Linked DNA regions of Mus musculus: all the other regions are linked to region 3. The links are chromatin loops, found by intact Hi-C in ENCODE. Cell type or tissue: heart. All regions are shown on one strand. Region 1 holds the start of Gps2 (G protein pathway suppressor 2). Region 2 holds the start of Cyb5d1 (cytochrome b5 domain containing 1). Region 3 holds the start of Per1 (period circadian clock 1).

Region 1 (8,000 bases), 820 kb before region 3:
GATTTTGGCGTGCGGGAGAGACCCTACCCTTGGGTCTCACTCATCCCGCAGGGCCCGTTGCAGGCATATGTTAGTGTTCCCCAGCCTCATGGGCCTCTGGAGCTCATCCCTCAGTCTTCATATGAAGTGAGACGTCCAGCCAGATGTAAGTGGTACTGCTTTGCTGGGGAAACCGGGAAAAGTGGGGAAACTGAGGGCGATTGGACTGATGCCCAACTCTTTCTCGGCCCATGCCGACAGCGCCTGAAAGTAGTGAGCTTCTAGTTCCCCTGCGGTGATCTTCGATCTTCACCATGCCAGTGCCTTCCCTGTCGTGTTTTGTTTGGGAGTTACTGTGTTTTAAAGTCCTTTACTCTGCCAGCCTAGTACGATTTCTATTACTACTACGAATCTTTTGCTTTCATTTTATTGTCATTCACCACCCCTCACTTTCTACTGACTGTACAGGCTGGGCCTGAAAAGCCGACAGGACTGGTGCATCCTGGGAAAAGTGGGAGGGCCATCGACAAAAGGCTGAGTTCCCTTCGGGAACTGAGATCGAAATGTTTGGCAGTGGGATCCTTTAGGAAACTACTTTCTCTCCCTTGACTGCATCTGCAAGTGCACGTTGGAGGCGGGAATCCCCCAAAGAGGCCTTGTGGTTTCCTGTACCAATGACTGGCTTGTGTGTGGACAGGGTGGGGGGGTGGTGTAACAACTGGGTGGGGCCTTGTCCTCCGTCTCCACCCCTCCATTAGCCCCGCCCTTCAGCTGGCTCATTGCTGCTCACCTAATTATAGTCCTGGCAGAGTGTGGGGAAGAGGGGGTGGTTGGTTTCAGTGGCGAGTAACACCTGAGTCCTACTCGCTCCCGGGAAGTAGCCCTTTCCTCATCTCTGGGATTTGGCATCCCAACTCCCAGGAGGCTTCCTTTCCCTAGCCACAACTTTAGATGTCATTGTGGGGGCCCAGGGGATCCCCAGCTGTTTTACCCCCAATACTCAAGCTCTTCAATATGTTTGACTCCAGTTTCAAAGCAGGAAATGCAACTTTATTTAGGTGGGTAATGAATGAAGGGGAAGTGGATCAGTGTTTTAGGGAGGAATGGGATAGATCAGCGATCTCATTTAACCTCCATCGTTACTGACCCTAGTTCTCTTCTTGGCTTTAGTTGGAATCGAAGCCTCTTAAAATGGCAGATGATTTGGACTTCGAGACAGGAGATGCAGGGGCCTCAGCCACCTTCCCAATGCAGTGCTCAGCATTACGTAAGAATGGTTTTGTGGTGCTCAAAGGCCGGCCATGTAAGATCGTCGAGATGTCTACTTCGAAGACTGGCAAGCATGGCCATGCCAAGGTTAGAATCACCTCTCAACATCTTGCCTTCCCTGCAGCTCCCACACCCCTAGGACTCTGGGCAGTGAACTGTTGGCTCTAGTCTTGACCCCTTTTGCTGTTTTCCTTTTGTTCAGCACCCAGTTTTTTGCTCCAATTTAAAACTAAACTGTTCCCAGTTTCTTCTGTAGGGTACCTGTCATGCTATGTTTTTTTCCTCCCTCTTTGTGCTAGTTTTCTTTTGGTTTGTATATTCAGTTTCTTATTCTTGACCTTGGGCTCCTTGTCCAGGATTTCTCCAGTCAAGGACCCCTCCTCCCAAGGCAGCATTCTTGGGGTGCTCCAGTCTGCATTCTCTAATCACTGCTGCTGCTCCTTCAAATTCTGGCTTCCCCTTTGGGGTTGTGATAAATCTCAATGTCCTCTACCTTCTGCTGACTGTCCACTGTTCTTTGGTTTACTTAAGACGGCATTCTTTCTCTTAGCTTAGACTTTCTGACTAGTTGAAATTTTTGTGTTATATTTCCTATCCTTTGTTGACATTAAATATAAGGCGTGCTCCTCTTCTGTTTTCCTTGCATACTGACTGCACAGTCCCTCTGCTCTTCTCCTGGGTTATCGTCTTCAGATCTTTTACATTCCTTTGCTTCATTTTCTCAGCCTATTCCACTTGTCCACGTTTGTCCAAGAAACTTTTCCCCAGATACTTCCCCAATAAAATAAAACGGTCTCATGTACTCCAGGGTACCGTCAAACTTGAACTTCCTTCCACCTCTACCTCTCTAGTGCTGGGATTACAGGCATGTGTCACCATGATTGGCTTATGTGTTAGGCATCGGACCCAACGCCCTGTGCTGCTGGGCAAGTGTTGTGAGCAGTTGGGTGATATCCTCAGGTCTTGCCAGTCAGTTTTTGAGACTTGATGTAAATGAGTTCCCTGAGACTGACTTCCCTCACTTGCTAACCTTCAGATGTGATCTTTTAAGACCTTGAAGACTTTAGTATATCTTTCTCACTTGGTTCATTTATAATTCCTTAATCTTTACCCATAACATGGCACGCTCACCTCTCAGGCAGTAAGTGACACAGACATTTGTCTCATACTTCAAAAATTGATTTGTTGGGTTTCTCTTTATGATATATGTACACAGGTCCATCTGGTTGGCATTGACATTTTTACTGGGAAGAAATATGAAGATATCTGCCCGTCAACTCATAATATGGATGTCCCCAACATCAAACGGAATGACTTCCAGGTATGTTATTAGGATGAAGATGATTGGTGGCTTAGAAGAGTGTGTATGTGGGGGCGGTGTTGACTGCACCTTGTGGGGAAAGAGGGAGCTGGTAAAGGCTGTGGAGTGAAGGAAGTTGCTGTCACTGTAGTTGGTCTGTCCATTCTCTTATACTTAACCTACTTGTACCTGCTTTTAACTTCTCCCAGCTGATTGGCATCCAGGATGGGTACCTATCCCTGCTCCAGGACAGTGGGGAGGTACGAGAGGACCTTCGTCTGCCTGAAGGAGACCTTGGCAAGGAGATTGAGCAGAAGTATGACTGTGGAGAAGAGATCCTGGTACGATGCCCCCTCCTTGCTTTGTATGCTGCTTTGATCCTTAATTCGAAGTCTTTCAGTTAAGGCATCTCTGGACTGTCATTTTGCTTTTCCAGATCACAGTGCTGTCTGCCATGACAGAGGAGGCAGCTGTTGCAATCAAGGCCATGGCAAAATAACCGGCTTCCAGGTGAGAGAACGCACCCCCCACTGTCCCCACACTTACTGTTGAAGTTACATCCTATATCTTAAACATGATTTCTTTCTCTTGCCCAGGGTGGCGGTGGTGGCAGCAGTGATCCATGAGCCTACAGAGGCCCCTCCCCCAGCCAGGTTCTGCTCTGGCTGGGCCCTTGGCTGGACTCCTATTCAAATTTATTTGACGTTTTATTTTGGTTTTCCTCACCCCCTCAAACTGTCGGGGAGACCCTGCCCTTCACCTAGCTCCCTTGGCCAGGAATGAGGGAGCCATGGCCTTGGTGAAACTCCCTGCCTCTTCTCTCGCAGCCCTGATGGGGGAAAGGGAGTTGGGTACTGCTTGTGGTTTAGGTTCCCCTCTCCTTTTTTTCTTTTTAATTCAATTTGGAATCAGAAAGCTGGATTCTGGTAAATGGTCTTGTGCCCTTTATCCTACTCATCCCCGATCTGGTCCCCTGTTCTCCATAGTCCTTCACCCCCAAGCACCACTGTACAGACTGGGGACCAGCCCCTTCCCTGCCTGTGTCTCTTCCCAAACCCCTGTAGGGGTGGTGAGAAGAGGAGGGGGGGAGGGGACACGATCCCTCCTCAGGCATCTGGGAAGGCCTTGCCCCCACGGGCTTTACCCTTTCCTGTGGGCTCTCTCCCTGACACATTTGTTAAAAATCAAACCTGAATAAAACTACAAGTTTAATATGAAGCCCCCAACTCAGTTGTTTATTTGTTGATTGAAAGGTACTTTTAGAATCTAGAAATGCTGAGACTTCATAGTAGCCTTTGTGGTTTAGGCAGTTGGATAGGAAGCAAATAAACAGCACTCAGGCATGATGGTGGGTACATTTTGTACATTTTATTGGTTTGGGGCACATAAGACCCCAGCCTGAGGGATGGAGGGTGGGCTGGAGCTCTCTGGTGGTTACTTGTGATAGAATCTTGGGTTCTGGCTGTGTTGGATGAAAGGGAGTCGGGGGCCAGGTTGGCTGGTGGTGGCAAAGCCTGACTGGTAATGATAAGAGTTTTATCAGTGGGTAGGTATTCCAGCACTCAGCACAAGGGGGAGGGGACAGTTACAGTAAGAGGTTAGTCTTTCCCTGGTAGTATATGTAGGTTTGATTGCCAGCCTTACCTTCCCTGCTGCTTGTATCTGTACGGGAAGCTGGGGGGAAGCCAGGAGTCCAGGGGCTGGATGCAGAGCTTGGGGGTGCATGGGCCGCAGAGAAGACTAGGAGACAAAGCTGACCTTAAAGGGAGGCATCCTGGGGCTCCCCTCATCTTAGCACCTTGGCCTCCCAGGACTCCATACTCACTGAGTCCGAGAAGCTGGTCTGCTGGTTGGCATGCTCCATCTGTTTCTGCAAAGAGAGGGTACTGCCGGGCTGGAGGAACCCTGAGGGGAGGAGAGTTTGAAATGAGCAGGTGGCAGTAGGACTCCTGAAGGTAGGGCTCCTGCCCAGGGGGATCTCACCTGTCTGAGTGGGCTGAAAGTGGCCATGCACTGCATAGGGTTGTGGCTGTGGCTGAGATAGGTACTGCACTGCAGGAAATGCTGATGGGGCTGAGGAAGGTGGGAGATGATCTGTTAGGGTTTGATGCTCTTGCTCTTCTTGCCCCTAGTCTGAGGAGAACAACACTCACCTCTGAGCTGCTGGCTAGGACTATAGGCTGGTTGTGTTGGCCCATAATGAGGTGGGGGCTGAGCAGTCCCATAAGCACCCCCTGGACTGCCTTGGAATTGTCCATGTTCTGGGGTTCCTGCAAAAGCAGCTGCTGATCCCACGTAGTGCCGGGTCTAAGGGGAAATGAAAGCTCACTGCTTAGGAAAAACCCCATATGTATATATATATGCCTTTACGCTCAGCTCCTACATACACATGCTTGGTATATTTGTTCTTGAATGATTGGGATTAACAGTACTGATCCACAGAAGGAGGAGACATGGAGTTAGGATCAGATTTCAAGACTAGTCTTGGCTAGTAACTTAAAAAGCCAGCCTGAAGAGTTAAAAAAAATCAAAAAACCTTTCCCTCACCGTAAGCACTTGTGGTCCAAACATCTGCTTGGCTCTGTCAGCTGCCATCAGAGTACCTGGGCGATTGTGTCCTCCAGGGCTCCCTAGAAAGGGGGAGAGGTTTCACGATGCTAAAATAGGCAGCGACCTCCTGGAGAACTCCCCTGTTAGGCGGTTTCCTCAGTCCTCTCACCCTGCATGCTGAGGAGGTGGGTTCCTGTATGAACCGTCAGGCTCTGCTGGTATGCAGCTGATGTCAGAGTGGTTAAGTCACTGGAGTGGAAGGAAGACAGGTCAGTTAGCCTCTTGCTATTAGATTGTCACCTGTGCCACTGCACAATTTTACTTTTAGCCATCTCATCACACCTCTGTTCCTTTCGCCTCCGTTTTTCTTCCTCATGCAAAACTTTCTTGAGCTGCAAGAAAAGCTGGTGCTTCTCCTCCTGTAGAGCAGAAAGCTTCTCCTGCAGCTTCAGGATCTGGAAGAGGGACGAGCAGCTAAAGCAGGGAAAAGAAGGCATCGAGAAACAAGTGTGGAGAGGCTACTTACCTGTTCCTTGGTCTCCTCTAGTGACATTCTCTCTTCCATTTCCTTTTTCTTTCTTCTCTCCTGCTCTTCTTTCATCTTCTGTTCCATCATCTTGTCCACCTCTTCCTCCTCTGAAGAATCAGAACGGGGAAGTGGCAAGGCGGTGTGAATAAGCTGAGCGTTAGACTGAAGACCAGCAAAAACCAGTTACTCCATCACAGCCACAGGGAGAACTTGGCTTCATTAGGTGCTCTCCAAGGTCCTTCCCAGCCCAGGGTTCTGGTCTGGAACTTAGACTGGGCCTCTTCACTCACACCCCGAAGGCGCCGCTGCCTCCCTCTTAGCCTCGCCAGCAGGCGCACAGCTGGGCCCGTGGATGGGGGCAAGTTCGTGGGTAGCAGGGCCACCCTGAGCCGAGTGTCTGTCCTCCCGCTCTGGCCCAGGCTCACCCTGCCGTTTGCGCTCCCGCTCCATCATGATGTGCCGGTGCAGAGCCCTGGCCATAGCGTTGGAAAGCTTGGGGCGCTCCAGGAGTGCGGGCATGATGCTGTTGGTGACGCTTGGGCAGTGGGCACCCGACTCTCACTGACTGCCAGACCTCAGGCGGGGCCTGCAGGGAAGTGGGAGCTTAGAGAGACTGCGACGCGCCGAAGCGGAAGCCCGTCCGCCGCCCGCTCGCCACTTCGATCACGTGTCCCGGGCACCAGCGTCCCTCCGGGGTCTCTGCCTCAGCGCCGGGGCGCGTGCGAGGGTCTTAGGCTCCGCGCCCCCGCCCCTCCCTCGTAGCCCTGGCGCCAACCCCCGCAACCCGCCTTGTCGGCGCTTTCTCCGAGGCCTTCGGCGCGCCTTGGCCTCTACGTCATATCCGGCGGCCAGGATAAATCCTTCCGGAGTCACGACGGCAAACGGCACAGCCGATTGGAGGAAAGGGAAGGCGGAAGCGCTTAGAGACGGGTGCCGGGATGTCCAAACTCCATGTGGATTTACAGAGCGGCCTGGGATGATAAAGCCCCTAGAACTCTTCACTCGCGAGGCCGCGGGAGACAGAGGCGGAGGCAGATGCTCTGAAGACAGTATTTATTGGCTCCTTAGAAATCAGAGTCAGTAACAACTGTACAGAGGCCCACAGCGTCCTCGGGCAGCCCTTCCTTTTACCCACTCCCTCCCCATGGCGCCCAGTGGCCACGGAAAAAGCAGCTTCATGTGGGCACAGAGAGACTCCTTTGGGATTCACAGTAACCAGAAACAAAAACGGAAATAAATTAAGTGATATGGGGGAGGGTAATAATAGGGAGTCATGTTCCCCAAGTCAGTGCATGAAGGGGGGACCCCGAGACGAGCTGGGCTCCCTCTCAGCAGAGGGAGTGTGCTGGGCCCTGAATGTAGAGATGTGCTTCACACCTGCTCTAAATCAAAGCCTGCCTACGTGCTCCTCCTTGCCAGGACAGCACTGGACATGCTCTCAGTCACGGGAATGAGGTGGAGGCAGTCGTCATTCAAGAGTCCTGGGCTTGAGGCCCGGCTGTGCTTGGAGTAGTGGTATGTCACCCCTTATTCCACTCGTACCAGCAGGGCATAGAGGAGTGTGGCTCCCTTCTCCTTAGTGACCCACTCAAGTTCCGATGGGCTGAAGTGCTGGTCAGGAAGTTCTCTGAGGGCCGCAGAGGGAGGGCCAGGAGTATAGGAGCCAGGGCGCACACACACCTGAAAGGCCACCTGAGCCTGGTGTGTCCGCTGGGATTTTGGGTCCCGGAATCTGTTAGCCAAGCAGAAACGAGAGAAGAGTAAGGCTCCCAAGGTCCATGACTGCTAATTCTGCCCCCTCCACCCAGGCCTTGCTGTTTTCTGGGAAATACTGTTCACCGTGACTGGCTTAGCACCAACTATTGTGTATGTAGTACTCTCCTCCCCTGGCCTGCTCAGCTAACTCCTCCCCAGCACTCTTCATGTGTTTATTTACCCTGGCACTCTAGTTCACGTCTTCCAAACACTCCAAGTGCACTTCTCATCTACTTCACCCACTTTTGGGAGACAGTATAGGGTCTCTACCAGGCTGGAGTCAACCTCCCTATAAAGGAAGGACAACCTTAAACTTCCGACCCACTGACCCTGCCACTTAGTGTTAGGACTCCAGGAATTTGTTACAATGCGCAAGCACAGTTTAGGTAGTACAAGGGGTCAAACCCATTGCCTGGTGCAGGATATTTTGAAAGACTTGGTATCCATACACATTCAGAAAAACAGGCCTACAGATGCACTCATCTAATCCACACTCAGCATGGAGATGGAACCAGGAACTGAGTGTTCAAGGCCGGCTTCAGATACAAACCAAACATGAATGTGAGGCCAGCTTGGACTACTTGACATCCTGTTTTAAGAAAAACAAAAACAAAAACA
Region 2 (8,000 bases), 300 kb before region 3:
AACATCGACCTGTCTGATGCCAAGAGGTCAGTGAGGCTAGACCAGTGAAACTGGGATGCAACCCTGCTAGGTACTGGTCTGGGACACCCTCTTAATTTCGTCGGCATTCCTGTGTCCACAGGTGGAAGCCACAGCTACAGGAGCTGCTGAAACTGCCCGCCTTCATGCGGGTAACATCCACAGGCAACATGCTCAGCCACGTGGGCCACACCATCCTGGGCATGAACACCGTGCAGCTATACATGAAGGTCCCTGGCAGCCGAACGCCAGGTGTGCTTTCCACTGCGCATGCGTACTGTGCTGGCTGCGCGCACTCTTAGGCCTTAGCCAATGAGGGCAAAGGGCGTGGTTGTCGCTCCTTGCTCGCCTGCATCAGACCTTCTGTGACGTTCTATCTCCCTCTGCAGGCCACCAAGAGAATAACAATTTCTGCTCAGTCAACATCAACATTGGCCCTGGGGACTGCGAGTGGTTCGCGGTACATGAGCACTATTGGGAGACCATCAGCGCCTTCTGCGACCGGTGCGCATCACCCCTTGCAAGTCACCCTATCACCTCGGGTCCTTGGGTTTCCCACCTGACCCTGTGACTGCCCTCTCCACAGGCATGGTGTGGACTACTTGACTGGTTCCTGGTGGCCAATCTTGGATGACCTCTATGCGTCCAATATTCCTGTTTACCGCTTCGTGCAGCGCCCTGGAGACCTTGTGTGGATTAATGCAGGGACTGTACATTGGGTGCAGGCTACCGGCTGGTGCAACAACATTGCCTGGAACGTGGGGCCCCTCACCGGTAAGAGGCTGGGGTCGGGTCATCATGGGGTACGTATGAGGAGCGAACCCTGGAGGGGAAAACTGGGTCTGGAGAATCAGAGTCTGAGGGAAGAAGGGGCCGGGGGCTGGTTGAGACCCCTGCATGACTTCCTCTGGCCTACAGCCTATCAGTACCAGCTGGCCCTGGAGCGATATGAGTGGAACGAGGTGAAGAACGTCAAGTCCATTGTGCCCATGATTCATGTGTCCTGGAACGTCGCTCGAACGGTCAAGATCAGCGATCCTGACTTGTTCAAGATGATCAAGTGAGACCCCTGTTTGGTTACCAGCCCGTCCCACCTGGCTTGTTCCCCACCCTTGTTCTTCCTGGCTCCCCATTCTTCCCCTGCGTCTGCAGCATGTCCTTAAGACCTTAAGTGTCACTGTGCTGGGGACATGACAGAAGCCCTGCTCTCATCTCATAGCCGTTGTTTCCTGTGGTCCAAACACACACACAAAACCTTGAAATGTCAAGTGTGACATATTCAAGACGGGAAATGCAACTCAGAAACGAAAAGAAAGGGAGGGTTGCCCAGGGAAGTCCGTGGGGCTAGGGTCTCTGGAGCTCCACCCCTGCCCATCTGCCATCCTCCAGCCTTGGCACCCCGCTGGAGCCTTGTCTCAACACCCACCCTTTGGGTCTTGCTCAGGTTCTGCCTCCTGCAGTCAATGAAGCACTGTCAGGTACAGCGGGAGAGCCTGGTGCGGGCAGGGAAGAAGATCGCTTACCAAGGCCGTGTCAAAGACGAGCCTGCCTACTACTGCAACGAATGCGACGTAAGTGTGCAAGCTCTTCCCCCTGCCTGGAAGAGACCTAACAGTAGTAGTGACTTCTTAGTGACAGCCGCTTTCTCCTGGCCAGGTGGAGGTGTTCAACATCCTGTTCGTTACAAGTGAGAATGGCAGCCGAAACACGTACCTGGTGCACTGCGAGGGCTGTGCGCGCCGTCGCAGCGCGGGCCTACAGGGCGTGGTGGTGCTAGAGCAGTACCGCACGGAGGAGCTGGCGCAGGCCTACGATGCCTTCACACTGGTGAGAGCGAGCGCCTGGGCTCCAGAGGGGGCGCGGGAGCGGCCGGTCCCCATCCGCCCACCACTGAAGCTGCCCACTTTCTCCCCGCAGGCTCCCGCCAGCACGTCTCGATGAGGCCGGACGCCCCGCTCGCCCGCCCACGCTGGGCGCGGCGGGGCCACCAGCACACGCCTGGGCTGGACCTAGGTCCCGCCTCTGGCCGGGAAGGGGGTCGGGCCCAGCCCTTCCACCCTATTGGCAGCTCCCCTCACTTAATTTATTAAGAAAAAAAAAATGTTTTTTTTTTAACAAATACGAGGAAAAAAAAAGGAAAAAAAATGGGAGACGGGGAGGGGGCTGGCAGCCTCTCGCCCACCAGCGCCTCCCCTCACCGACTTTGGCCTTTCTAGCAACAGACACAAGGACCAGGCTCCGGCGGCGGCGGGGGTCACATACGGGTTCCCTCAAGCCTGCCCGCCGCGCGCCCGCCCGCCGCCCGCCGGCGCAGACGTTCGCGGCTCGTTGTGTACATAGACGTTCGGCAGCCGAGGTTTTTAATGAGATTCTCTCTATGGGCTTTACCCCTACCCCTGGACCTCCTTTTTTTTTTTTTTTTTTTTTTTTTTTTTACTTCCAATGCTAGCTGTGATCCCTGTATATGTCTCTTGTTTATTCACTTGGTTATGATTCGTATTTTTGTTCTTTTTGTTTTTTGGTTTTTAATTTATAACAGTCCCACTCACCTCTATTTATTCATTTTTTTTTTCTCTTTTTTTGGGAAAACCCGACCTCTTACATCCCCAAGCCATCCCTCCTGCCTCTTTGGGAGGCCCACTCCTGGGCCTTCCCTGCGCCCCAGTATGTCCGGGCTTGGCCCGTCTGTCTCCGCCCGCCCGCGGCTCCAGCCGGGCTCTCATGGTGCTCAAACCTGCTCCCCTCCCCTACGTCCTGCACTTTCTTGGACCAGTACCCCCACTCCCGACCCAACCCCGACCCCACCTGAGGGTGAGCGACTCCTGTACTGTAGGGGAAGAAGTGGGAACTGAAATGGTATTTTGTAAAAAAAATAAATAAATAAAATAAAAAGTTTTAAAGAACTATGAGGAAAAGAAACCCTGTCCTCCCCAGCCTCGGCCATTTTAAAAACATTGGACACACACACACACACACACACACACACCTTTTTTAAGGCGTGAAACATCCCAGGGCAGGGCCTCTCTGGGGCAGGGACACCCTGGGGTGATTTTCTCTGGGGCTTTATTTTCATTTTCTTAGTTCGGTTTTTTTCCCCCCCGCTGGGGCTGCGGAGGGGTGGGGGGGTTTACAGTCCCGCCCCCTCGCACTGCACTGTCTCTCTGCCCCAGGGGCAGAGGGGGGCTTCCCATTCCTACCCTATTTTCGGTGATTTTTGTGTGAGAATATTATTAAAAATAAAAGCAGGAAAAAAAAAAAAGAGACCCTTGTGTTTTGATGATGGCTGTGAAGCATATCAGTTGAAGGGTCGAGGAGCTAAGGGGAGGGCGATGCAGCCTCCGGAGGTGGGGAGCCCCTCCTCAGAGGAGCCTGTGGAATGTCCAGACCCACAGTCTGCCCCTTAGGATGGGGATGCCTAATCCCAGAGCCGCATTCCAGGATAAGGTAGTGGGGGGCGGGGTGCAGAGAGACTGCCCCGGGGGAGGGGCAGGAAAGAGGGCTATAAGGACTGCAGTCGTGTGGGGCGGGAACCAACCAGGCCATGGCGGAGGTCCCCGGAGCCCAGCGCCCCGTTCTCGCTGGCGGCCCAGAGCCTCGGGATCCCCTAGATTGCTGGGCCTGTGCAGTGCTAGTAACGGCTCAGAATCTGCTGGTGGCTGTTTTCAATCTCCTCTTGCTGGCACTGGTGCTGGGGACCATCTTGCTACCTGCTGTCATCATGTTAGGCTTCGGCTTTCTCTGCCACTCCCAGGTAAGCATACCAAGGGGTATGCGTGAGTGGTGTGTGGGCGGCGGGGGTGGGGGGGTGTCTGAGCCACTGCATCCCCACTTGGGCTGTTTCCTCCTGGGCAGAGTGGCCCATTCTGATGTCTCTTATCCGCACAGTTTCTGCGCTCTCAGGCACCCCTTTGCACCTCGCATCTGCGGGACCCAGGCTTCACAGCCCTGTTGGTCACTGGATTCCTACTGCTCGTGCCGTTGCTTGTCCTTGCCCTGGCTACCTACCGCCGCCTCTGCCTGCGCCTCCGCCTGGCCGACTGCCTCGTGCCCTACAGCCGAGCCCTCTACAGGCGCCGGCGCATCCCACAGCCGAAGCAAATCCCAGTCTCACCAGGTTCTCGGTCTGTTCCCACACCGGGAAAGGTCTGGGTCTGAGGTGCTTAGAGTCAAGAATCCTGTCGATTGCCCTCCTGGTCTCTCAAGGACTTGAAACAAGCCCAGGGGTGTACTGCCCAAGCCGGTTCCTTACCGCGGCCTGAGCCGGATCCTACCATCCCTTTGATGGAACAGCTGAATGTGGACGTAGAGCTGGCGAAAATTCCCATGTCCCAGAAACGTCATTCACATTTGATTCCTGAACGTTTGGGCTGGACCCTGCACATCTTCTTTCCCTTCCCTATTGTAAATAAGAGAGCTGGACCTTGTGCCTTCCTTTGCTGGTGCAGCTCCTCCAAAATTTACAGGACTGAGGGACAGGGCTCACACAAATAAGAGAGAAGCCATCACAAATAATAAAAAAAAATTATAAAATGAATGCACTCTGTGAATACAGGGGTGGCACATATCCAATCGCTCCTGCACTGGGCTCAGGAGTAGGAAACGAATCCTCAAGACTACAAATGGGCAAATCAGAGAGCATCTCTCAGCATCCTGCCTTTTCCTTATCGCATTAGTCCATTCTTCCTGATCAGACCCCAGAGTTGTCTGGCCCTGACCCCAAAGTCACTTCCCCATTAATAGCGCAGAGAGGGCCTTGTTTCGGCTGCCTACCCAGCTCCCCTTGGGGACCCGAGCCCGTTCTCTGACCCCAGCTTAAAGGAACTGAGTGTTGCCAGGCCGGGGTGGGAAACAATGGATCTTCCGGGGCAGGATGACACCGCTTCCCGCTAGAAACTGAAGCAGGAGCGTGGGAGGGAAGATGGAGGGGCCCACCCTAGGGCCTGCTGCCTTAAGCTCCTAACTTGAGGGAGGGTTTGGTTCTTCTAGGCATTGGGGCAGGTTGAGGAAGCTCCTGAACTCTGATGAACCTCTAAGGGTGGGGTGTGCTAGCCCTCCCCTGACATTGGACCTACACACAGACACAGGCCACTTTGGTCATAGGGTTTAATGGTCTCAAAGAGAAGTGCAATTGTGGTCAGAGATACGGGCCCCCCGACAGACTCTCCCTTTGGACTTCAATAGAAACGATGTGGTGTCCTGGTACCATGGCCAGACCCAGCACACGGGGTTCGCCCGCAGAAAATGAATCTGGAAAAAAAAAAAAAAGTCAGTATCAGAACAGCAGGCAAACATCCGTCTCGCCCCCAGAAAATAAGGGGGTGCAGTAAGGCCTGCAAGAGGAAATGCCTTGCAGTGAATTTCCGCCGCATTCCCGAGGAGGTAGGTGTGTATTCCCTGGACACTGACCAGAAGGCTTGAGGAACTCTTGCGCAGAGCCCAGGATGACATTACAGTCGCGATCAGTGCACAGGAAGCAGCCGACTAGTGTCCTTCCATCTGTCATACGGATACGCATGGTCTTGTTGAGCAATGCCTCTAGTTGCTGCCGTGCACGCGTGGCCGGCGAGTCCTCCTGTTCCCCATCAGAGTCCTGCTAGGGCAGGACAAGCACTCAGACACCTAGGATCGGCAGCACGCCCAAGGAACCACAGTTCCCAGCTGCCCTCGCGGCGCTGCCAGAAGCCCGTGGGCTGCTGGGAATTGTAGTTCTCCTTTCCAACCTCGCCACCCCCTTTCCCCTCCCCGCCCGGTGTCGCTCCCCGACTGCTCGTCCAGAAACCAAGCCCACGCTAACCCCGGCGCTGGAGCTGCTCTGACGCCGACTGCAACAGCCATTCTCCTCTCGTAGTAGCATGGTCGGCCCAGCTCCGGCCATTGGCCCTGGGACCTCTTTTGGGCCTTAAACTTCCTAAGAGCGTTTTGGGGGATCGGCGCGTCAGATCTCGCGAGTGCTCCCAAGCGCTTTCGTGAGATCACAATTCCTCCTCGCCTCCGGTTCCGCCACTGCAGATCTCGCGAGATTTTATTTCATGCCAGGTCCCTACATGCCTACTGGGCTACGAGAAGAATATCGCGAGAACTTTACCTGCAATTGCTTAAACAGCTTTTAAACGCCTGAAATCTGGTGATTAAAAAACCCTCTATTCTAGTCTCCTCGTCGATACTTTCTGTTACCCCTAACTCATCTAGCCTACACTCCGTTATGAAACGGACTGTCTTCATTTCCTCTAAGAATGAATTCAACCACAGTAGGCTCGAAGCCGGAATCCGGAATGCTTCCGGTGGACACGCGCAGCCCAAACCCCGCCCTACTTACGTATAACTAACTACTGTGGCCGGTGGCCGGAAAGGGACAATGGTTTCCATGTCAGCGACAAACGCACTTCAGGTAGTTCTTGGACCTGATAGTTTTAAGATTGCGGAGGAGCGAGAAGGTAGCTGAGGGAGCCTGTGCCTCTTGTAGACCAGGAGCCATGCCGCGCCGGGGCCTAGTAGCCGGGCCAGACTTGGATAATTTTCAACGTCGGTATTTCACGCCGTCAGAAGTAGCGGAACACAACCAGCTCGAGGACCTATGGGTGTCTTACCTGGGATTTGTTTACAATCTAACACCGCTTGTCGAGGAATTCAAAGGTAAGGGACACACGGTAGGGAAGGGCTGGAGAGCTGGTTCTGGCCCTTGGGTGGCCGGCCATTGACGGCCTCTGTTTCTTTTTAGGGGACCTACTGTTGAAACCCATCCTGGAGGTCGCAGGCCAGGACATAAGTCACTGGTTTGATCCACAGACTAGAGACGTAAGTTCTGCTGGTATGGGGTCGGTGGAAGCGGCACTGGAGAGCAGAGGAGGGATGGCGGGGAATAACTCGAACTCGAAATAGTGATTGCTCCGATCCGTCTCTCCAAATCCTTGCTTTTGAAGATTCGCAAGCATATAGATCCACTCACTGGTTGCATGAGATACCGTACCCCGCGGGGCCGCTTCGTACATATCCCGCCGCCACTGCCCCGTTCAGATTGGGCCAATGATTTCGGAGTACCCTGGTGGAAGGGGGCAAATTACCAGGTGGGACGACTGTCTGCTCGGACCCGGAACATCCGTATTATTAACACTCTTGCAACGCAGGAGCACACACTGCAGGTGAGCTCTGGCGCCTGGGGACGTACTAGAGGAACCAGAAATCATTTCTGGGAGTTAACACGACAGAGGAAAGCAGATGGTCCTGGTACCCAGAGTTGGAAATTCCAGAAGTATGTTTGTATTACAGCTCCCTCAGTCTCCTTCATAGCTCTAGGCCAGCATCTTGGTGGTGGTCCTTGGAAGGGTTTATATGCTGTTATGGACCCATTGTAAATGAGAGACACCAGCTTTGACTCTATTGAGTCATTTATTTGTTAGAAGTGATAGGACTTGGTGTCTTTATAGTATGCTGTAGCATCAACTTTCCTTACCTGGGACTGTGGGATGCCTGAAGAGTGCTATCTGGTAATGGAGGCACTCTGATTCAAGCTCTGTCATTTCTGGTGACTGATTCTCTTCTTTTTTTTTTTTTTTTTTTTTTTTTTAAGATTTATTTATTTATTATATGTAAGTACACTGTAGCTGTCTTCAGACACTCCAGAAGAGGACGCCAGATCTTGTTAGGGATGGTTGTGAGCCACCATGTGGTTGCTGGGAATTGAACTCAGGACCTTCAGAAGAACAGTCGGGTGCTCTTATCTGTTGAGCCATCTCACCAGCCCCGACTGATTCTCTTCTATTATTATTATTCCCAGTTTCCTTAGAGCAAATCCTGAAAGATCTAGGTTTAAGGACCCTTCTGGCCTTTGGAGTGTGTGTGTGTATCTGTGTGTCTGTTCCAAGCAGAATTCTAGAGGTGGACACTTCTGTATTCTTCAGGTGGGGGCTCAGGAATCAATGTGGGAAATCCTACACCGCTATCTCCCCTATAATGCACATGCTGCCAGCTACACATGGAAATAC
Region 3 (8,000 bases):
ACGCCCATACCCGACTCCGGGGGCTTCTTGTCTCCCACATGGACGATGGTGGAGCTGAAGCTACACTGACTGGTGACGGACACCACGCTCTCTGCCTTATTGGCCAGGGCGAGCGGGCTCAGGGTGCCTCCCACCACTGGCTCCTTCCGAGGAGTTGCCCCCTCCCCAGACAGCATTGCTGACGACGGATCTGTGCGGAGAGACGGCACTGGTTACCACCCCTGCCCCTGGGAGAGGGAATCCCAGGGAGGAGTGGGGAAGGGTTGGCTAGAGGGAGGAACCTGGAGATCAGGAGGCAGGAAAGGAGGGCAGGGAGAGCAGGGGAGCCCTAAGGCAGAAGTGTAAGGGCCTGGGACAGGCCGGGGCAGGGCAAGGGGAGCCCGGCATGCACTGGGTCTTTACCTTTCTTGGCCCCCACAGGAACTGGACCTGCCCTCTGCTTGTCATCATCAGAGGCTGAAGAGGCAGTGTAGGAGGAGGAGGAGGCACATTTACGCTTGGTTGTACTGGGAATGTTGCAGCTCTCCAAATACCTGGGGGTGGATGGAGCAAAGGGGTTAAGGGCAGGGCCTGGGCCGGCAAAGCTAGGCCGAGGAGAAGGTGATGGCAGACAGGCCTTACCTGAGGATGCTGTCCAGGCAGTTGATCTGCTGGTAGGAACAGCCAGAGGTTTCTTTCCTCTCTGGCTCCTCAGGGGCCAAGGCTAACGAGGCTTGGTCAGGAACTGGGGCCACCTCCAGTTCGGGGTTTGGGGACTGGCAGGGAAGGACTTTGGCTTTGAATGTACCTGTAGCTGGGGTAAAAGAAAAAGAGTAAATGGGTTGGGAATGAAGGCCAGGAGAACCTCATCCCTGGTCTATGGTGGTACCTACTCACCAAGGAGGCGGGGCCGGGGTGGGGGCTTGGCCCGAGATTCAATGAAGAGCTGTTGTCCCTGGTGCTTTACCAGATGCACATCCTTACAGATCTGCTGGAAAGTCACCTGTGGGACAGTAGAACACTGGGCAGCATTGGGGTGGCAGTGCCAGGAGCCCGGGGGTCAGGAAGACCAAGGAGGCTGGGTGGGAGTAGCACGAGGGACTGGCAATGATGATGCACAATGGAATGGACAACAGGAAAGGCGCCGTGGAAGCCGTTACTCACTGGAGCAGGAGGCCCAGGCCCCTCAGCGTCCCCCCCATTGCTATCACTGGAGGAGCCAGGGCTGTGTAGAGGACCAGGGGACATCAGAGGGCCAACTCCACAGAGCCCCGTGGGGCTGGAGCTGTGCACAGGCTACAGAAAGGAGAAGGATGGATTGGTTAGTTTCTACAGCCTCTTCCTGACTGACCGCTTCACTCCTGAGCCCTCCTCAACTCTTACCTGCAGCAGCAATCGATGGATCTGCTCTGAGAGCTCCTGGATATCAGAGTCCAGGGACGGAGCTGGGCTGGGGGCTGGGGGAGTGAAGACGTCCTCATTCAGGGGTGCCCTGTGGGGTTGTAAAGGAGAACTCAGTCCTTTCCCTACCCATGCCATGTCCATACCACCCACCCCAACACCAGCGTGGAGACACAGTTCCCTTACGTGCGCACTTTATGGCGACCCAACACGAAAGCCACCTTGCGGCTCCAGGGGTGCACAAAACCGGCCCAGCTGGTGTCCATGGTGACATATTCCCCGTTCCGAGCACAGAAGCGAATAGGGGAATGGTCAAAGGGCTGGCCTGCCAGCTGCAGTACTGTGGGCGCAGGAAAGAAAGTGGGTATCAGTGAATGGGAGAGCCGAATAAAGCAGAGAAAGACATACACAGAGATATCCAAGAGACCACGGCATCGAGAGACACCATCACAACAACAGTTAAGGAGTCCTGGGGACGGGCTGGAAGGGCGAGCAGGACCAGGAGAACTCACTCTTCTTATGAATGGCCAGCATGAGGGGTCGGTCCTCAGGATGTAGAAAGAGAAGTACTGGAGCCCCCAGGAGATCCTGGGGAAGGTAACCCAGCAGTGGGGCAGCCCTGAAATTGGAGCAAATGTCAGACCTAGGCCTTGGCCCTGGCTACCCACCCTCATCCAAGTCTTTGCCTTACCTTTCATCTACATCCTGGAAGAGGCAGCTTGGTGTGTGTCGGGTGGTGAAGATCCTCTTGTCAGGAGGGATCCGGGGAGCTGCGGCAGAGAACACATAGGTCGCACCCGTGATGTCCAGCTCCTCCGCCCTCCCTCCTCTCTGCCTCCAGTCTGGTTGCCTGGCACTCTCCCTCCCAGCTCAGACCTGGCTTTATGGCCCACAGAGACTGAGTCATCTGGTGACTCACACCAGAGATGACACTGAGAGTCACTTTCTCACTTGTCACAGCTCAGGGACCTCATCCAACCCTACCTCGGAGCAGGGTCTGAGCCCTCTGCCTTATAATACTTTTCTAACCCTAAGGACTCAGCTAGTGCCTCCCAAACTCTCATCTTGACCTTCACCCCATCCTAGAGGGAACCCTTCCTCCCATCAGCCCCCAGGCCCAGGCCCTAGCCTATCCACCTTCATAACCAGAGTGGATGCGCTCGGCAATGAGTAGGCAGCACGGCTGTGCAGGGGCTCCATCTGAGACCCGAATCTTGGTCACATATGGGGTTAGGCGGAATGGCTGGTACCGAGGCCCTGGATCCCGGTCAGGACCTCCTCTGGCAAGGGAGAGACGAATATTAGAGGTTTCCAGGGGAAAGCTGCCCCACCCCCTTCTCACAGACCACATTACAGATAGCAGGGACGAGTAGGAGAGAGGCCTGCTCCTACACCCCCTCCTTACCTGATTCGGCAGAAGACAGACTTTTCCTGGGTGAAGTCCTTGAGACCTGAACCTAAAGCAGAAGGGAATGGAAGTGACCAGAGCGCCATCTCTGTCCTGAGCCAAGAAGAGCCCACAACATGAGAGCTTCCAGTCCTCTCCACAGGGACGAGGGCACTATACCTGCAGAGGTGCCAGTGCCCCAGGTGGGCAGTCGAGATGGTGTAGTAGAGCCATAGAAGACACCCACATCCTGGGGAGCCAGGAGCTCTGAGAAGCGGGCACCCCGAAACACATCCCGTTTGCAACGCAGCAGGACACCTGCCTGCTCCGAAATATAGACAATCCGGCCTGTCAGGAAGGACACAGCCACAGAGAAGGTGTCCTAGAATGAGACCAAGACCGGGGGAAGACTTAGGAGCTGTAGGAATGGGGGGTGGGGGGGCGGGGAGGGGGGTTAGAACTGAGGACCCAAGCTGTAACTGACCTGGTTTCGAAGTGTGTATTCGGATGTGATATGCTCCAATTCCTCCAGGGTGTAAGTAGACATGTCCATGGCACAAGGCTCACCCTCCTCCAGACTCCACTGCTGGTAATATTCCTGGTTAGCTGTAGGAGAAGGGAATCCAAGCCATATTCAGTTAGGAGAAAGGCCCCTACAGTAGTCCAAGTCCTGGCCAGACCCTGCCAGGAAGCACAACTCACTCACCCTGAACCTGCTTGACACAGGCCAGAGCGTACTGCAGTGTGGCCAAGGTCCCAGAGCGGCCCTTGCCCCGACGCTCTGGTGGCAGTCGAAGTTTGAGCTCCCGAAGTGCAGTCATGAGTTCTTTCTGGGTCCTGGCTCGAGCTGACTGTTCACTGCTGCAGGACCCACAGGAATGAAGGGGTAAAGATATTAGCCCCGAAGTCTGGCCCGGCCCCCAGGCATCTCCCTCAGCCCTCAGCCTACACACCTGCAGCCACTGGTAGATGGGTTGTCCTGCTCTGAGCTCGCACTCAGGAGGCTGTAGGCAATGGAGCTGCTGGGTGGGGATGGGCTCTGTGAGTTTGTACTAGAAAAGAAGGAACAGGCTAAGGTGAGGGAGGGCCACGTGGTCAGCAGCATCATGCCATCATACACACACATACACTCGTACACACCTCTTGCTGCTCTCAGTGGTCTCCAGCAGAGCTGAGTCCTTGCCATTGCCAGAAGAGGAACTATGAGAACTCCGCTGAGATGCGCCCCTGGACTCGGGTCCGTTGGACTCATTGCCACTTGAGCCATTGCTGTTTGCATCAGTGTCATCAGCCAGGCTGGGGCCTGGACAAGGCCGGTGCTGCGGGGCCCCAGGGGATGGGACTCCTCCAGGACAAAAAGGTTCTCCGGGCCTGGGGTCTCCTCCCCCATCGGCCCCTTCTAGGGGACCACTCATGTCTGGGCCATACAGTGGAGGACGAAACAGGGAAGGTGAAGAAGCCACCACGGGTGCACAACGGGGCTTTTGAGGTCTGGATAAAGGAGGTAGGACGCCTGTCTCTGAGGGCTGACTAATTTAATCACGACACCTAGAAAAAGAAACCAAAAAGGAATGTTTAGCAAAAGCTGAGCTATTAACCCCACAGCATCTGCTGGCTACACCCAGTCCTTCCTCTGCCTGCCCCTCACTGTTGTGACTCAGGCCTGGGGCTTGCAATAGAAATATGTTCTATTTCCTTAGGGGGACCTAAGGATACCACAGGTAGAAAGGCAGCTCTCGTAGGCCATCTCTTACACCCCTTGCCAGTGTGGAATGAGTACAGCCTGAACAATCGACTAGAACAGTAGCTGAGGGTCAAAGCTTGCAGGTTTCCTATGCCCAAATTCTCATCAGGTCCCCACCTGGTCTGGGACTCTGAGGCCTCGGAGCAGGGGGTGAGCTGATCGCCTCCTATATTTAGGCTTCCGGGCTAATTTTATCCGGGGGCGGTGCCACCCCCGCTGCACATGCGCGCCGATGTGCCTGGCCCCACCACGCGCTTCCGCCACAGCCGCGGTCGCCAGGGAAACCGACGTCAGCCGCTGAGCTCAGCGGTTGCTGGAGGGACCACAGGAGGGCAGGAACGACTCCTCCCCCAATCCCCATCTTCGTGGAAGTGGGAAACAGACCCAGTCCTATACTGGCCAACACACCCTCATACTGGCTAACAAGGTTCAGGGCAGCGGGGAGGAGAAGAACACCCACCATAACAAATTCCCAGGGCCCAAAGAGCCTAGGAGCCATGTGAAGAGTAACAAACTAGAGGAACTCCAGGAGCAAGTCCTAGCTTCCCCACTCGGCCTCTGCTCTTTGTGGAAACGCCCCCATCCTCGCTCTTGCCTCGAACATTATTCTGATCAAGACACTGCTTTTCTTTCTCAAGCCCCTGCCCACTCCCAAACACCAGGACTGGAGTTACCACTTGCCATAGGCAACGACTCAGGCATCTTCCTTCGTCCCTTACTTTTCTAGTTAACCCTACTACCACATAGATAGGGGACACACAACAACCAGCATATATAGTTTTTCCTCTACTCCCTGTCTAACCACACCCCCATCCCAAGTATTTTCTGAGCGCCAGGAGAAAAGGGAAGGAAGGCTGTGGCCAACAGCAAGAACTAGCGCTGAGAACAGGATGTTCCAGCCTGAAGCGGTTGACATCACGACCGGCACGAGGCCAGGAATTGGAGGGAGGAAGACAGGGAGCGCAGAAGCCTGAAGGGGGTCTTTGGGCTAGGGCAAACCCATGGACTCCCGAGTGTCGAGCAATGTGTAAAGGGGTCGTGTTCGCTAAAGGTCTCTTAGGTTCAGGATGGCTGCTCTGGAGGAGCAGAGGAGGAGATTAGGTGAACGAATAACAAACGCAGACAACCCGTGACGGGTTGAGTTGAACACCTAGGGCCCAGGGGCGGGGAAGGGTGGATAGTGACAGGAAAGGCAGATTATTGTTTTGCTCTCTGAGAGCTGAAAGCGACCCATCACGTTGGAAGTAGTGGCGGCCAAGCTCCGGGACAAAGACTAACCCTAGGATTGCAGCAGGGATCCCTACCTGGCCGTTCGAGCGCCCTCCATCCGCTTGCCGTTTCGGCCCGCAACCCAGAAGCTCCGCGAGGCTGGGAGGCGGGTTGCATAATGCCAGGCCCTGCCCCTCATTGGCCTTCTGCCCGAAGAGCCGCAGGCCCCGCCCCCGGTTGGCTAAGGATCTCTTCCTGGCATCTGATTGGCTACTGGCCCCCACTGAGGTCAGGGCTGTGTCACACACATCCCTGCACGTGGACTTGGGTGCTGGTGCTGGGCTGAAGGGCCTCAGACACCGCTCAGTCAGCCAATGCGATCAGGATGTCTCACACCGTCAATAATGAAAGGGAAGTGAGGGAGGGAAACTACCCCTTTTCAGGGAGGATACCTGGGCCACAGGAAGTGCTCAAGAGAAACCTACTTCCTAAACTGACCAGCTTGGCAGAACAAGACACCTGTCCTGGTGCCGGGTGAATGAAATGTCTGCTACCCAAGGGAAGTGGGAGAGAGAAAAACCTAGACTGACATTCCCTGGCCTCTCCCCAGCCTTGTTATAAAGAATCCAACCCTTTCCTCTGACCCTTCAGATCCTGAGAGAAGGGCAATTGAGGGCCCACGTGTCGTTAAGGGGTGAGTGGGTGATGGAAGGATACGGACAAACGGAAAGGACAGGGAAAGCCAATGGCTACTGTGAAAGGAAACAAAAGCAGGTGCTTCACTAGCCAATCAGAGAAAAGGTCTCCAGGAAGCCTACTTGGTGACTAGTGCTGCCTCTGCAGAGGATGCAGCCACCCACATTTAGGGCTGCCCCAAAAGTGGGGACCAGGAAGCCAGTACTACAAAAGGGGCAGCAGAGAGGGCAGTTGCAGCAGTAGGCAGAAAAAGGATGGGTGGCTGGGTGGCAAGGGCTTTTTATTGGGCTTTTTATTCCTGCTGCTTAGAATACAAAAGCCAAGGTTCATGAACCCAGCAGCAAGCCCATCTGTCTCATTTACTGTATTCTCAGCAGTAAGGTAAGTACGTCTCAGCGTCAGGACTGACAGTAGATGCTCGGTAAACAGGATGGCTCTGTTTCTATTAAGGATAGGTAGGGGAGAGAGAGCCTCAGGAGAGGAGGCAACAAATTATGTTTTCAAAAGAAAAGTAGAGCATTGATTCATAAAAAGAGAATAGAGACTCGATTTTGGGGAGGGGGGGACAACATGCCAGTCTGGGTCCAGGAGAGCTACAGTGACAGAGTCCCCTTCCCTAGGCCTGGGCTGAGTAGTTCTCAGGCTTCCCTGCAAACGTAGGTGGCAAGTGAAGAGGCCAACACGCAGCGGCTGACATAATCAGCTGTTAAGTGCACGCCCCTCACTGTCACGTGGCTAAAGCTTTCCTTAACAATGGTGTTTCCCTTAGAGGAGGCGGGCGAGACAAGGTTCTATAGAAATGCTGGGACACAGACCTGTTATAAAATAACCCAGAAAAACAGAAGCAGGGAAACACAGAAAACAAAAGACACGGGAGGCTGAGTGCTCAGCTTCCTCCTCCTGAAAATGATGCTGCTCTCCTGCCCCCTCGTACTGCGTTGTGACCGTGTGCTGTCCTTTTTTTTTTTTCCAGACCCCTTTCTCTTTCCACAGCTCTCAAGGATTTAGGTGTGATTCCTCTGACCCAAGCAGCCATTGCTCGCCCACTTCCCTATCTGTCATTTACACAGACAAAAGGTTTCAGCACTCCAAACAGCCCCAACCTGATCCCAAGGCCCAGGCTGTCGGGCCTCATCAGTCCCCCACAGTAACCAGGCTCTGCTGCCGTCAATGGAGAAGCGGGGGCAGGAGAGGGAGGTGACGTCAAAGCGGAGGCAGGAGGCGGGGCGAGGCAGCTGGGGAATGTGGGGCAGGGAGGCTGGAGAGGCAGCGGTTTGGGAGGCGGCCAGCCCCAGAGGGCGGCGGCCAGCGCACTAGGGAACATCGTGTTCTCTTGGCTGATGGCCCAGGACATGCACACAGCCTTGGCGCCTCCCCCAACCCAACGACAGCGGTCCTGTACAAAAGCCAAAAATTCCTGGAGAGACAGTTAGGAGGAAGGGGGTCCCCCTCCCCCGCCCCCATGCCTGGTTCTCTTTGCGGGACCTACTTTTACCCTCCCTCAGCTGGGTCTTAAAACTCCTGGCATTGGCTTTTCCCCGTCACCAGACTGTACACGGTTGCTGGCCAGGTACCAAAGAGCTA

Evidence for each region. Peaks named below come from ENCODE experiments on the same cell type or tissue, not always from the same donor. Only the 100,000 strongest peaks of a DNase experiment are listed, where the experiment ranks them.
Region 1: a loop joins it to region 3, with 3 times the contacts of the local background. A loop is called at or near these places in 2 of 42 quality-filtered maps.
Region 2: a loop joins it to region 3, with 3 times the contacts of the local background. A loop is called at or near these places in 3 of 42 quality-filtered maps.

Annotation. Positions count from the first base shown.
Region 1 is chr11:69,912,486-69,920,485 of GRCm38, reverse strand. Neurl4 (neuralized E3 ubiquitin protein ligase 4) reads right to left here. Exons shown (of 29, transcript NM_001013414.3): 29 at 6,662-7,359. The coding sequence ends at 7,155. Gps2 (G protein pathway suppressor 2) reads right to left here and starts at 6,466. Exons shown (of 10, transcript NM_019726.5): 1 at 6,053-6,466; 2 at 5,625-5,734; 3 at 5,441-5,553; 4 at 5,268-5,347; 5 at 5,096-5,178; 6 at 4,702-4,855; 7 at 4,532-4,621; 8 at 4,374-4,453; 9 at 4,193-4,288; 10 at 3,892-4,066. The coding sequence starts at 6,146. The coding sequence ends at 3,983. Eif5a (eukaryotic translation initiation factor 5A) reads left to right here. Exons shown (of 6, transcript NM_181582.4): 2 at 1,150-1,335; 3 at 2,465-2,569; 4 at 2,758-2,889; 5 at 2,985-3,058; 6 at 3,145-3,774. The coding sequence starts at 1,171. The coding sequence ends at 3,047. In heart, a CTCF peak has its summit at 4,572; DNase peaks (open chromatin) are centred at 725, 6,515, 7,085, 7,375 and 1 weaker place; H3K4me3 peaks cover 5,569 bases; H3K27ac peaks cover 4,157 bases.
Region 2 is chr11:69,393,785-69,401,784 of GRCm38, reverse strand. Cyb5d1 (cytochrome b5 domain containing 1) reads left to right here and starts at 6,439. Exons shown (of 4, transcript NM_001045525.2): 1 at 6,439-6,651; 2 at 6,737-6,813; 3 at 6,939-7,157; 4 at 7,917-8,000. The coding sequence starts at 6,492. Naa38 (N(alpha)-acetyltransferase 38, NatC auxiliary subunit) reads right to left here and starts at 5,994. Exons shown (of 3, transcript NM_030083.2): 1 at 5,813-5,994; 2 at 5,425-5,608; 3 at 5,114-5,265. The coding sequence starts at 5,893. The coding sequence ends at 5,153. Tmem88 (transmembrane protein 88) reads left to right here and starts at 3,551. Exons shown (of 2, transcript NM_025915.4): 1 at 3,551-3,769; 2 at 3,904-5,269. The coding sequence starts at 3,560. The coding sequence ends at 4,173. Kdm6b (KDM1 lysine (K)-specific demethylase 6B) reads left to right here. Exons shown (of 24, transcript NM_001017426.2): 17 at 1-26; 18 at 122-270; 19 at 408-522; 20 at 605-792; 21 at 937-1,078; 22 at 1,463-1,589; 23 at 1,675-1,845; 24 at 1,936-3,277. The coding sequence ends at 1,959. In heart, CTCF peaks have their summits at 400 (motif pointing left) and 4,060; DNase peaks (open chromatin) are centred at 344, 4,834, 5,694, 5,994 and 8 weaker places; H3K4me3 peaks cover 5,777 bases; H3K27ac peaks cover 5,778 bases.
Region 3 is chr11:69,096,824-69,104,823 of GRCm38, reverse strand. Per1 (period circadian clock 1) reads right to left here and starts at 5,875. Exons shown (of 23, transcript NM_011065.5): 1 at 5,816-5,875; 2 at 3,908-4,315; 3 at 3,721-3,819; 4 at 3,474-3,628; 5 at 3,252-3,373; 6 at 2,948-3,149; 7 at 2,786-2,837; 8 at 2,518-2,660; 9 at 2,072-2,150; 10 at 1,893-1,999; 11 at 1,567-1,720; 12 at 1,363-1,471; 13 at 1,144-1,275; 14 at 877-982; 3 more. The coding sequence starts at 4,182. In heart, a CTCF peak has its summit at 4,835 (motif pointing right); DNase peaks (open chromatin) are centred at 4,733, 5,423, 5,983, 7,733 and 9 weaker places; H3K4me3 peaks cover 4,936 bases; H3K27ac peaks cover 4,663 bases.